2 separate regions of the Homo sapiens genome follow, and region 1 is linked to region 2. Evidence: chromatin contacts called from ENCODE Hi-C or POLR2A ChIA-PET data. All regions are on one chromosome and are shown on one strand. The core of a region is the stretch at or near the end of the contact, and the rest is flanking DNA. Distances in the headings are between cores, read along the strand shown.

Region 1 (3,520 bases), core at 835-3,334, 2.3 Mb after region 2:
AAAAAAAAAAGTATATTCACCATGTTGAACAACCGTTACCTCTATCTAGTTCCAAAACATTTTCATCACTCCAAAAGCCCCTTACCCATTAAACAATTTCCCCACATTTTCCTCCACGTACTGTTTTTATTTGTATTTGCATATATATTTTGAGACAGGGTCTCACTCTGTCACCTAGGCTGGAGTGCAGTGGCATAATCATGGCTCAGGGCAGCCTCGACTGTCCAGGCTCAAGGGATCCTCCCGCCTCAGCCGCCTGAGTAGCTGGAACCACAGGCTCGTGCCACCACACCCGGCTAATTTTTAAAAAAGTTTTTTTGTAGAAATGGGGTCCCACTGTGTTGCACAGGCTGGTCTTTTTTTTTTTTTTTTTGAGACGGAGTCTTGCCCCGTAGTCCAGGCTGGAATTCAGTGGCATGATCTTGGCTCACTGCAACCTCTGCCTCCCAGGTTCAAGCAATTCTCTTGTCTCAGCCTCCCGAGTAGCTGGGACTACAGGCGCCTGCCACCACGCCCGGGTAATTTTTGTATTTTAGTAGAGACAGGGTTTGACCTTGTTGGTCAGGCTGGTCTGGAACTCCTGACCTCAGGTGATCCTCGGGTGATTCACCCGCCTCGGCCTCCCAAAGTGCTGGGATTACAGGCGTGAGCCACCGCGTCCGGCCGACCCAGGCTGGTCTTAAATCCCAAGGCTCAAGTGATCCTCTGGCCTCAGCCTCCCAAAGTGCTGGGATTACAGTTGTGAGCCATCCCGCCCCGACTCATGTACTGGTTTTGATTCTCACAATGACCTCATTGTACAATTGAGAAAAACGAGGCCGTGAGAAGTTCAGTGATAGATCCAAGGTCATGTAGTTAGTTGTGGAACAGTGATTTGGAAACTTTGCTTTCTGATCCTAATGATTAATGCACATCTTTGGGGGATCCTACAAGGAAGCAGCCAGATTTGGGTTCAGAGAGAGTAAATTTTTTTTGTTGAGGCAGGGAAATAGAAGCCATTAAGTCAGTTTTTAATTGTAAAAAGCGCACGTTGAGGTAAAACTGCAATTAGTCCTGTACGGGTGGTTGGCAGAGCCAAGAGTAACCTATGCCCAAGAGCAGCTACAAGGCAGGACTTGGATAGGTCAGCAGTGCAGGAAGCTTTGCCAACACCTCAAGAACAAGAAGTCTGTCATTCCTTGGGCAGCTCCTATACATGCCAAGCTGGAGCCAAAGAGAGGCAGGGGAGCCCGGAGGGCGTGGCTTGCCTTCCGGAAGTCAGGCCTCGTCAGGAATCACCAGGTGGTTGCTTGCGAGAGAAGCTGGGGGTGAAACCGGAGAAAACAAAGTAGGAAGCAGGTCTGGGCCAATTGCAGCCCACTCTGATGGGGGCCTGCAGGCCACCGGACGCCTGAATATCTGTCCAATCCCTCCTGGAAGGACTGCCATCTCTTTAGTCCCTCTTCCGCAGCATAGGGGTGCTCTCTCTGGGGCTCTCCTTTTCTCTCCTAAGGCCCACAGCCCCACAGTTCCCTATTTAGGTGTCTTAAATTGAGGACACACTTCTAAATTGTCCCTCAGAGTCTCGTCTCCTCCTTTGAGCGAGGCTGGGCGGGCTCCTCCTGCTCCGATTATGAGGAACTTCTTTCCCAAGCTCCCCACCTTCTTTGGGCTTGGACGGCTGCAGAGTTCCAGTTAACTGTGCGCCGCCTTCGTTCCAATTGTACCCCTCGTGCTCCCAGAGGGCAGCTCCATGGAAACCAAAACATCACAAATCCCCGAAGGTATCGCGAGAAGCGCAGATGCGCCTGAGGCCGTGGAGAGGCGGAGCGAGGGCGGGAACGCTGAGCAAGTAGGGCGGAGCCTAAGCTCTTCCGAGGTCCCGGCCGGGAGCCTGTCCCCTCCAGGTGGCGCCCCCGCGTGACTGCGCTTTACATAATCGCGGCCTGGAGCGTCACAGTGGCGTACTCCAGGCCAGACCGAATCAGAGTGGGCGAAAGCTCCGTGTTCCGCCCCTTCCCACTTGATCGACGTCAAAGCCCACCAGTGAGCGGGCGTCTAGAGTCGCCGTGCCCGCCCCAGCCCGCCCGGGTCCGCCCCGACCCGCCTGCGCCCGCCCGCCTGCCGCAGCCAGCAGCCTGCAGCCGCCGCCGGGTTGTGCCTCAGACTGTCAGATAAATCGGCGGGCCGGGCCGGCGGGTCGGTGAGCGCGGCCCGGGCCGGACATGGCGGCGCTCTACGCCTGCACCAAGTGCCACCAGCGCTTCCCCTTCGAGGCGCTGTCTCAGGGGCAGCAGCTGTGCAAGGTGCGCGGGCTGGGGCGGCGGCCGGGAACTGGGGACGCAGGAGGCGCGGCCCGGAGCTCCAGATTCTGTGGGGACGCCCGGCGGGGTCCCCGGAGCAGGGTGTGGCAGGCCCGCCAGGCTGAGGAGCCGCACCCACCCCGCTGGGGGCCGGCGGGGCACGTGCGGGAGCCGGGACCCGGTCCAGGCTCCCGCGGCCGGCGTGTCCGGGTGCTTAGCAACCGTGGGGATTGTTCTCGGACCCCGTGAGGTCGGGGGAGGGACAGCGGGTCCCCTGCTTGCCCTGACTGGTCGCCTTCGGGATCCCTTTGCGCTGCCTCCCCCGCCGCCGCGGTCTCCCTGGTGGGGACCTCCTGCCCCTCCTGGGACTGAACTCCAAAGTTGGGTGCTGCCTTGGAGGAATGTGTCGAACTCGGGCTCCTCACGGGCACTTTTCGACCAGTTTCAGAATCGGAGGTAGCAAGGCTTGATTTTTTTTTTTTTTTTAAGCATCTCACTTTTCGGCCAGTCTCAGAATCGGAGGCAGCAAGGCTTTATGTTTTAAAAAAGCCCCACAGTCAGGCTCACAGATCCGAGGGATCACTTCTCAGCATCCAGTTGGTGGTCTTCGGTCTTCCCTGACTAGCTGCTGATCAGTTTTTGCTCCTGAAGGTCCAACTTCTCTTTTTCTTTTAAGTTGCTTTATCCCACTTTTACTTTTTAAGTGACTAGAGGTGCTGTGAGGCAACAGTTAAAAAGTCACCAAACTGGCTGAAGAATAATGTTGAGGTTATCCAATAATCCAGTTTGTGTCTCTGATTTGGATAACTCATAATTGTCACTTTTGCCTCAGATGGTCATGACTTTCCATTTGCCAGTTTTTATATACCAGGTCTGGGGGAATGCAAGTGCTTGAGTGCCCTTTTTGGCCTCAAAATATGTATATATGATTTTAAGGAAGTTATGTATATATAAATAATAATTTTAATCCAGCACTTTCATTTCACAAGTAAACCGCAAAATCACACAGTGGCAGAAGAACCAGGCCTGGAATTCAGGGCTTCTGATTCCCAGTCTGGGACTTGTTCATATATATGTTTGTTTTACAATTTATGGCTAGTTCCATATAATCCATATAAGTTCTTACTTAACTCCCACATCAACAGTAGGGAAGTGATGCCAGTATTACAGAGGAGAAAAATAAGGCCCAGAAAGTTTAAGTGACTCACTCAAGCATAGTAGCTATGCTAGAAATAGTA
Region 2 (3,112 bases), core at 171-2,670:
ACTGGAAGACTAACTGCCCCATTGTCGTTGAGGGATTACACTGATAAAGCTACTGGATAGGACATTCTGCAATATTTTCAGAAATATTTATAAAAGCTGCATTAAAACATGTAAAAATGCTTATGTTAAAAACAGTATGACTACTATTCTAGTATGACTACTATTCTAGTATGACCACTATTCTATTTAATAGCAATAGTAACATTATCATCCATAGGGGAAAATTGGAAAACAAGCAAATACAATAAAATGTCAACTGTATTTGTGTTAATGTGATGAGACTCATTGGTGTTTTTTCCTTTTCGGCCACTTTCCTACATTTTCCCCAGTTTTCTCTAATGATAAACATTCTTTTTATTTCTCTTAAAAAAAAACACCATGCGGACTTTTCTAAGTGTTACTTTGCCATACGTACGTGGCAGGGGAGTTATAAGGAGTAAATGAGCAAATACACGCAAATTACCCAGCACGGTGCCTGGCATAAAATCGGCGCTCAATGAGTACGAAGCGTGAAGGGTCGCCGGCCCCGCGTCCCCGCCTTGCAGGAGCCCGGACCCGCCGAGCAGGCTCCCGGTCCGGCCCGGCCCGGCCCGGAGGCCGATGCTTCGCGGTAGTGCCCTCGCGGGTCCTGCGGACTCGGCGCCCGCGGGGCCCACAGCGCTGCCCAGCCTGTGGACGTGGAGCCCGGGCCGCACCGCCGCACACGCCCCGGGCATCTCTGCGCTACGTCGCGCGCCCCCACGGCTCCGCCCCGTGGCGTAACCCGGGGCGGGGCCGCCACCTCCGATTGGCCGGCGCGCTGTCACCACGTCGCGGGAAGCTGGCAGGGTGTGTGTCTGTGTGCGTGTGGGGTTTGCTTTGTCATTCGTACCCCCGGTGCGCGCTGACGCGGTCGGCCTGGCCGAGCTCTCCAGCATCCGCAGAAGGGTCCCCGGCGCTGTTCCTGGGATGCTCCCTTACATAATGACGCGACTGGCTGAAGCGCACGTCAGCGCAGACACCGCACATGCCGCAAACCCGGGCCTTCCGATTTCATACATTGCTAGACGAGAGCCTACAATGCCATGCCGTACGGTATGCTCTAGTAGGGATTACAATACAATGAAACGCAACCCAATAATAATAAAGCATACCTTCGCAACAAGGCGTAATATAGGATGTTATATTTATAGGGCCTATTTATAAGCCTCTATTTAAATCTTTTCTGATAGGCTCAGCCGGGGACCCAGACACTATAATGATTGGCGCATTCTTCCGTCCTTCAAAGGGGCGGGTTCTAGAGTCAGTTTTGCCTCAGCGGGCCCTGGGATTGGCCGACAGCGGTTTACCGGTGGCTTCTATTGGCCTCCCGGGCCGTCCGTCGGAGCCGAGGAGGCGGGGCAGGCGGCTGGCTGGTGCTGGGCGGGCGGGCCCCGGAATTGTCATTTCTTTGTTTCCGAAGGCGGAGGAGGCTCCGAGCCCCCCCTCCCCGTGCTACCCCCTCCCCCCGGGTGCTGGCTCCATGTCTGTGTGACCGGCCTCAGGGGTAGAGTCCAGGCCCGACGCGGGGCGGGCCAGCGGCGGCGGCAGCTGAGGTGAGAGACGGCGGCGGCGGCGCGGGCACCCGGCCCCCCAGCGGGAGGATGAAGCGGCGGAACGCCGACTGCAGTAAGCTCCGCCGCCCCCTAAAGCGGAACCGGATCACCGAGGGCATTTACGGCAGGTGAGCGGCTGCACCCCCACTCCGCGGGCGCGGGCCCTGCGGTCCCCCTCCAGCTCCGAGGGGCCTGGCCCCGTTATGTAACCCCGAGTAGGCCGCACGCCCGCGCCGGGGGCTCTCCTAAGGAGCGCTGGCCCCGGAGCCGCTGGCCCGCCCGCCGGGGTCCGCCCCGGGTGCGCGGGGCGTGGCGAGGGTCGGCCCGGCCGGGCGGGCAGGGCGCGGCGGGCGCTGGCTGAGGGAGCCGCCGCGCCGCCGTTGGAAGCGCCGGGCCCGCCGGGGGGAGGGGCGGAGAGCCCCCAACCAGCCCGGCGTTCCTCAGCATCCCGGCCATGCCGCTGGGCCGGGAGGGCCGCTTCCGGGACCTCTGACTGGCCGCCGCTGGCCCCCGAGCCCCCCGGTGGCCTGGGGGCTTGCCGGCCGGAGCCAGGAGGCGCGTGGACCACAGCGCGGGGGGGTGGGGGAGGCTGACAAAGTTGAGAGCCCACTGTGGCCCCTCGTTCCCCCAAGCTGCCAGCATACTGGCCTGGGGCCATGCTGTCACTTCTTTCACCTTCTGCTTCCCATATGGGATCTCAAACTTGGCACCCAGGGCTGAAGCTGATACCCCCAAATCATGCCCTGTGGCCCTGCTCCAGATTCGGAAGGGTCTGATGACCAGTTTTTCAGCAAATATTGTTTTGACAATTCCAAGCAGATAGCTTGCTTTGAACGTTTTTAAAAAGGGATTTTCTCCAAACTCTTTTTTTTTTTTTTCATCCGCAAGAAAAGCAGTGTCCCTTTAAATAGAAATTGAATTCAGTCCACCGGTAGAGAAAGACAACAGGTTCATGGGGCAACTTACTATCATAGCTTCCCCAAGTCGATTTGTGTACGACTGTTATTTTCTGGTTCTTCTCAGAATGTTACTTGTAAATGGTATTTGCCTTGATACAGATTTCGGTGGAGAAGTAATTAGTTTACAAAGAAGAATTCTCAGCATGTGGATGTAGGCTTAATTGAGTCCTCATGGTGTTTTACAATTAGCTTCTCTAGCTGTGGGATTTCAAGAAATATGTGAGGTAGCTGATGACACCCAAGTTGTCTTAACATAACTGTACACCTTGCACATGCTCTTGTTTACAGATGTGGAATGATTGCTTTCCACAAGCAGCTGACTGATGTAAACACTGGGGATTTTCTTCAAGTTTAAAAGCATTAAGGAATCAAAGTAAAAATTTCTTGGGTATATTCTTATAAAATGAGCCATAGAGCATAGGAGTAATTCATTCATTCATCAGTTATATATACTATGTGCCAGGAACATTTCTAATCAGTGAAGATAGAGCAGTGAGTAAAACAGACTCTAATCTATGCTGGATGAATCGAACTTGACCATTTTAACTTGAACTGTGAAAGCAAACAATTTTTTCTACA

What was found. A loop is a pair of places that touch in the nucleus more often than their neighbours do. ChIA-PET counts read pairs that join two places held with the same protein, here RNA polymerase II (POLR2A). Pooled maps may share reads with other maps.
Region 1: a loop to region 2 is called in a map of B cell, with 14 times the contacts of the local background. The contact joins the promoter of FAM76A here to the promoter of MACO1 in region 2. A Hi-C loop is called at or near these places in 1 of 168 maps with a recorded cell type or tissue (B cell) and 7 of 50 pooled maps. POLR2A ChIA-PET finds 5 or more read pairs at or near these places in 1 of 52 experiments (MCF 10A).

What each region holds. Positions count from the first base shown.
Region 1 is chr1:27,723,877-27,727,396 of GRCh38, forward strand. FAM76A (family with sequence similarity 76 member A) reads left to right here and starts at 2,085. Exons shown (of 9, transcript NM_152660.3): 1 at 2,085-2,285. The coding sequence starts at 2,205. RefSeq lists silencers at 1,429-2,071, 1,910-2,609.
Region 2 is chr1:25,429,477-25,432,588 of GRCh38, forward strand. MACO1 (macoilin 1) reads left to right here and starts at 1,421. Exons shown (of 11, transcript NM_018202.6): 1 at 1,421-1,702. The coding sequence starts at 1,623. It also overlaps a transcript of RHCE not described here. RefSeq lists silencers at 447-886, 1,277-1,936.